2 separate regions of the Homo sapiens genome follow, and region 2 is linked to region 1. Evidence: chromatin contacts called from ENCODE Hi-C or POLR2A ChIA-PET data. All regions are on one chromosome and are shown on one strand. The core of a region is the stretch at or near the end of the contact, and the rest is flanking DNA. Distances in the headings are between cores, read along the strand shown. Region 1 has its middle 620 kb from the start of HINT1. Region 2 has its middle 450 kb from the start of HINT1.

Region 1 (3,085 bases), core at 5-2,504:
TTGAAAATAAGGCAATCTTAATGCTTTGAAATATAGGTAGCAGAGGCATAATTATAAAGAACACACAGACAATCAGAAGCAGATAAATAAGCGATAGATAAAAAAGTAGACACATTTAGCAGACTTGGATGGATTATATGTTGTATATAAAAGCTGAAATCAGGACCATAATGTTTGTAGAAGTCAGAAGAACTTTTTCATGAAAGGTAAGGGTAGGCTAGATTTCTCAGCAGTTCTAATAAAAAGCACTATTTATGAAAGGAAAAAAATGGATAAATTTGGGCTTCATCAAAATTAATATACATATTTTTTGCAAAGAACAACATTCATGAAATAAAGAGGCAAGACACAGAATGGAAAAAATATTTGCAAAAACTGTATTTTGCCAAAAAGAATTGTATCTAGAATATGTAAAGAAGTCCTATAAGTCAATTAAAAAAAAAACCCTCAAAATGACTGAAAGATTTGAATAACCCTTCACACACACACACACACACACAAATATACACATCATCAATAGCACTTGAAAAGGCAGTCAGCATCAGGAAACTGCAAATTAAAACCACATCCATCACAATCTCCTTTTCAGCAACCTCTATTGCTGCCTCAGTCCACTCCCGTTAGGATTCCATCCCCACCACCCATTGAAAATCCTTTTGTCAGGATAATCGAATTTCCAAATATAGTGCTTATTTCTCTGTGCTCAGGCTTCTTTGAACAGAATTCCATGAAGTTGTTTACTCCTTCCAACTTGAAACATTTTCTTCTCTTAGCTTCTCTTTTTATAACAGTAGTTCAGACTTCCTCACTGAAGTGAGAAATAATGTAGCCCAACTGCTCACTTGATACATCCACTTAGACATTTCCTAGGCAGCCACACTGAAATGCCCTAAGAAGAAAGCCTGATTCTCTTCTCCATCCAACTTTCCTATTTCTGTTGATAAGCCAGCTCTCCACCCAGTTGCTCAAGCAGAGTCAAGAGTAATCCTTGATTCTCTTTTTTAATCATCACCGATACCCAATTCATCAGCAAATCTTATAGATTTAGCCTTCAAAAAAAAAAATCGAGTTTGATTGGTTCTCAGTTTTTGCTTAGTTCTAGCCACAGTTCTTTTTGCCTGGGCTATTAATACATCTTCCCAACTGTCTCCTTGCTGTCCCTTTTGCTCCTCTGTGAGAAAACATTTTAAATGGTCCGTTTTCAAGGCATGATAAATCTAAGTACTGGCAGCCAGCCTGCGGATGTGACTAACTGCATGACTCATGCACCTAGAAGGTCACAATAAGTGAACACAATGTAGAGGAGGGGTCCGCCCATAAAAGGGAAGAAAGTTTCATTACTGGGAAATTGAAACTTAAGTGGGGAAGGGGGCTAGGGTATAACCTGATAAGGGGGATAATGAAACTTAGGTGACATTCTGGAAGATTGTAACCCCCTAGTATTTGACCAATGAGGAACTGGGGGAGGGACTTGCATGTTAGGAGATAAATTACCTACTGTAACTGCCCCAGGTGTGCTTGCCTACCAGACACCTGATCTTGCAAGACCACCATTAAAAGTCTCGCTTCCACTGTTCTTCATGTCTCAGAGTCCATTCCTTGGGTTTGGTTGGGTGAATGTGTTTCTCACAAACTTGGGGGACCACCTGGGATCTCTGTGCCTGTGTGTAGTGGGACTCCAGCACAGAGGGGAGAAACGTCCCACCTGATTTAGGTGGCCCACTCTGTTCAGGCATCCTGGATCTCTGCAGAGACCTAGACAAACCCAAGACTGTTATTTAGAGGCAGCAGAGGTGACACGGGGAGAAATGCAGGCACTGCAGGAACGAGGCAAACTTGTGCAAGAGAAAAGGTAGGAAAATTGGACTATAAGTGCTGCCTTGGTGAGTTGGACATTTTTGGAGTTTGAGTGTGTGTGACTGAGATGTATCCTAGATATGAAGCGAGTGTGGTGTCCCAATCCGTGATTCCATTCTCCCATGGGGAAAACTGCCAGAGATAGATGAAGTGATTCTCGGGGTGTGCAAGAGACCTCCAGTCGGGGTGTGGGTGGGAGTTGAGTACACCAGAAAATGCTCAGACACAGAGACTGACCAAAGATTGGAAACAGAAATTCTAGCCTAGGGGACAAAGAGGGAGGCAAAGAAACTTTGATATTCCCTGAATAGTCCTTTGGGGAGAATGCTGCAGGGTTGGAGGGACAACCCACGAACCAGGGACAAGGAAAAGCAAAAAATCATAAAGTATTGGTGTTTTATCTGGCCCAAAGGCCCCATTCATAAGCCCTCAGTCTTTTGGCCTAGGTTTGGCTCAGATGAGAATTGGGTGTGCCGAGCTTTGTCTATATGAATGATAAAACCCCATCCTCACAAGAAGAGATAGGTTATGCTTTCCGCTGGATCAAGGAATTAGCCCCCATGTTTCCCCTCAAAGAAGAAGAAAAAGAGCCTAGTAAAAGCCCTTGCCCAGTGTAAAGCCCTGGGATCCCCTATCATGCTTGTCTCCTCTATACATCTCACAAAATAGGGGAAAGGAAGATCAAGGGGCAGCAGGAGGGTTAAAGGAAGAAAGACCTGGAGACCATGGGAGAGTTGAAACAACTGCTCCTTTAAATTTTTATGCAAATTTAAGAAAAGAATTAGAACAGTTTAAGAAGAATATTGAGAACTTCCCTATTCCTTCCATACAGCAGGCATCTAGCGTGTTCCCTCTTAGGGAAGTTCCCATGGGACAGGGAGAGATCAGCTTTGTAAATGCTCCTCTTACAAGTACTGAAGTGAGGAATTTCAAAAAGGAAATGAAACCACTCCTAGAAGATCCCTTGGTTTAGCAGACCAGCTGGACCAATTCCTAGGACTCAGCTTTTACACCTGGGCTGAAATGATGTCTATCATTGAATATCCTGTTCACAGGAGAAGAAAGGGGAATGATTGGGAGAGTGTCCATGACCATTTGCGTGAGGCAACATCTTTCATGCAAGGAGTCTTGCCGCCAAACAAAAATTTCCAAATGTCAATCCCAAATGAGATAATAATGATCCCAGGGACCAGGCCCAAATGCAGGACCTCTGGGAACTAATAATTAA
Region 2 (3,339 bases), core at 453-2,952, 160 kb before region 1:
AAACTACCTTTCCTATATCTCACTCCTTACTGTCTACAAAGAATCCTGTAGAAGAGGGTATTGGAATGGTTGTGTAAAATCAATAGTAATTAGTCCTGGATACAATACACTGGAAAAGACACACAAGTGAACATGTATGTGTGTACACAGGTATGTATAATATATGTGTTCTCTTCATCTATATAAAATATAAAATATTAAAGATATGCATATCTGAATGTATATATGGGTACATGTCTGTAATATTTTGTAAATATAAAAATTACTTTGTACCAACATGAGCTGTGTTTAGTTGTTTCACTGACTTAGACAACCAGTCTCTCAGAAATGAGGATTCACTTGTTTAATTTCTATAGTTGCTAAGATAATACCATACACAAACATTTACTGCATAGTTGATGACAACTACCCTAAGAAGTAGGGTTTTCTCTGTGTCTTTGTGAATGCTATTCTTCCTTGAGTGGTTTTTCTCCCTCTTACCTCTACCTTCTTTGTGCTGTCTTCCTGGGTCACAAAACAACATTGACGTTCCTTTATGAATTTCAAAACCACTTGTAATTTAGACCAGTACTACTCAAAATGTTCTGGAGCTGCTATGCAAACTGATACCTGCCCACCACAATTAGGGAGGTACAGGAATTGAGGGTAAACAATTAGGAACTTTTGGAGCAATTTGACTTTACTGAGATATCCAAGCAGAATCTCTCATAACTTCTTATTGTATTTTATAATATATTGGTCTACTATAGATCAGAAATTAAAAAAAGACAAACATGAAAAAAAAACACCTTGGACTTTCACCACAGATGGTTTGAGAAGCAATGATCTATGTGACTGTTTCTTGAACCTGACTACATATCAAAGTTCCCCGGAGAAACTTCTTAAAAAGCACAAGATGGATAGTGACTGGAGCTAGGCTCTGTTAAAAAAAAACTATCCAGGTTATCTTGATGCACATCATGTTTGCAATGTCATTTGAACCATATCTGTTTAATTGCTGCAGCTAATTACATCAAGACTCATCAATTTTTGATGATTCTAGTAGAATTGGATGCCATGTGAGCATTGATCTTGTCCTCACTGCTATGCCTTCAGCACTAGACTTATAATTGATACACAGTAAGTGATTAAAAATTCTGGATAAATGAGTGAATGCATCATGTCTTCATTTTGTGGCCTCTAATAGATTCTTGGGATGTAAAAGAACTCATTTTATATACATATGCAAATTTAAAACCTTCTATAATAAGTCTGACATCACCTGTGTCCTCTCTGTGTTTGTGTTATCAGCAAGTGAATTTCTCAGTACTCCCACATCACAAACCCCAATTACCACTCCATATGTTTCCCAAATTAGTAGCTAATAGCGTTTTCCCAGGCGAATGTATCTAGAAATACCCAGGGATTCACTGCTATACCTAAGTCAGCAATGGTTCATCTTTCTCCTTGCTGTGGAGGAGAACTTGACCAGAGGAGTCCACTTCCCCTGGCCCGGCAGCTTCTTGCATGGGAAACTAGCTGCTCCTGCTGCTACTTGGCTGATGATTTACCCTATAGCACATTTTATCTTTACGTAAACACACAAAGTCCTTTCACGTCTTTGTTCCTGTTCCCATGCCATGACTCCTTCCTGGAATACCATTCTTTTATTCTTACTCACTAAATAAGCTCTTCTACTCCTTTTCTTCGGGCCCCCTTCCTCTGATTCAGCTGAGAAACAACTACTGTCTGTCTCCATCAAAGCTAATTTTCTGCCTCCTGTTTTCCCACCATACTTTGCCATTCTAGACATCTGTTGCATATCATTTTTTCTGTTACTTAACTAATGCATCAGTCTTCATTCATTCTCCTCCCAGACTATACTCCTCCTGGGTTCAGAGCATATCTCATTCATTTCTGTGTTACCTTTGCTTATCTCAGTGCTGGCTTCAGAGTAGATACTTCAGAGATGCTATTTAAATCAGAGTTAGGGTAGTTAGAATAGGAGAGAATGAGGACTCTATGGTGCTCAGGTGCCATGCATCCTGCAAAGAGAACATGAAAGGACATTTTTTTTTCCTTCAATAATTACATGGACTCCTTCAGTGATCCCTGTGTCTGTTGGGCCTTGAGTAATTACCTGCAATCTCTGTCTTTGTGAGGCTATTAATTAAATTCCTTTCGGTGCCCCAAAAGTGGACATTTCTTGTCTGTATCCTTTTGTTCTGTCCACACAGGAATACTGCTGCTGAATTCAGTCTCTTCCAAGTTCAATAAAAGAAATACATTTTCTTTCAGTATTCCTCTCTTTGCTACAATCTGGACATAGGTTCCTTTATTTTGTCAAGATAATGGATATTAAAAAATAACAGCCAATATATTATTTTGTTACTAATAGTCCCTTTAGCACTTGAGTTATAAACCTTTTGGAGGCTCAGTGATTCTGTTCTCTTTATAAGGGGGATTTCTTTTTGTTCTTTCTGTCCATCAAGACAAACAGATTTCCTCTCTGATGTGCTTTTATATCCAGTTCACCCTTGCACTGGGGATATAGCCTTCTGGAGTGCCAACTGCATATGGAGTCTTCTGTTCGATTCTGCATCTTGTAGGAGCTAGGATTAATCTTTGGCTCACTGTTCCTGTCATAACATCAGAACAGATACTCAGGGACACCAGGCTCAGCAGATGCCTCCAGGTGAAAGTCAGGTGGGTTGGTGAACACTTACCTATCCCTATGCAATGTTCTTTCACTTTATTTTTTGGCTTCTGATTATTGATTAGTTTCTTGCCAGCTGAGGGAAGAACTGATATGCATTAATATTTACTTTCTAGAACTTTAATTTCTTTCAGTGAGTATGACATCTGGGGGGGCGTCTAGGATATCACATACATAGACCCAGAAGCCTAAGCATATTTTCTCAGTGTACTACTTTAGATAATTTTTATAGATAATTTGAATGGCAGTCCAACTACCTTCTTGGGATGGAAGAGGGAAACATACTTAAGAACAGAACATAAATTTGCATGTCAAAACTTATTTGGCCTTAAGAATAATTGTAAAATGAATGAGAAAATGGTACAAGAGAGCAACATAAGGCTTAGAAATTTGAGAGTAAATGCACTTTGTCCAAAAACATAAATAAATAAAATAAAGGTTAGGGAAAAAATCTTTATTATTTGTGGGTGATGAGAACCTTTCATTAAATCCTTCTTTGGTGTTTTTGAAATCTTTGCATTTTTATTTAAACGTGGGTTGAATTTGTCATATACATGAATTGCTACAAGTTTTTCTTATTGCTTCTCTTTTCAACAGACTTTCTCTTCTTGATGCTGCTGTCTTATTTTTTCAAATCTTCAACT

Evidence for each region. Hi-C counts contacts between places; a loop is a spot of excess contacts on that map. ChIA-PET counts read pairs that join two places held with the same protein, here RNA polymerase II (POLR2A). Pooled maps may share reads with other maps.
Region 2: a map of endothelial cell of umbilical vein shows a loop between it and region 1 (2.6-fold over the local background). The contact joins two enhancer-like sites. A Hi-C loop is called at or near these places in 5 of 168 maps with a recorded cell type or tissue (Caco-2, Calu3, PC-3 and 2 more) and 3 of 50 pooled maps. POLR2A ChIA-PET finds 5 or more read pairs at or near these places in 2 of 52 experiments (PC-3 and PC-9).

The regions. Positions count from the first base shown.
Region 1 is chr5:130,548,205-130,551,289 of GRCh38, reverse strand. No RefSeq gene overlaps it. Among named protein-coding and RNA genes, the nearest start is that of HINT1, 620 kb to the left of the region's middle. Within about 2 kb of position 1,254, at least 4 of the 41 ENCODE cell types and tissues checked have a DNase peak (open chromatin) inside an H3K27ac peak, as active enhancers do; they include PC-3 and endothelial cell of umbilical vein, where a contact is called at or near this core.
Region 2 is chr5:130,709,039-130,712,377 of GRCh38, reverse strand. No RefSeq gene overlaps it. Among named protein-coding and RNA genes, the nearest start is that of HINT1, 450 kb to the left of the region's middle. Within about 2 kb of position 1,702, at least 2 of the 41 ENCODE cell types and tissues checked have a DNase peak (open chromatin) inside an H3K27ac peak, as active enhancers do; they include PC-3 and endothelial cell of umbilical vein, where a contact is called at or near this core.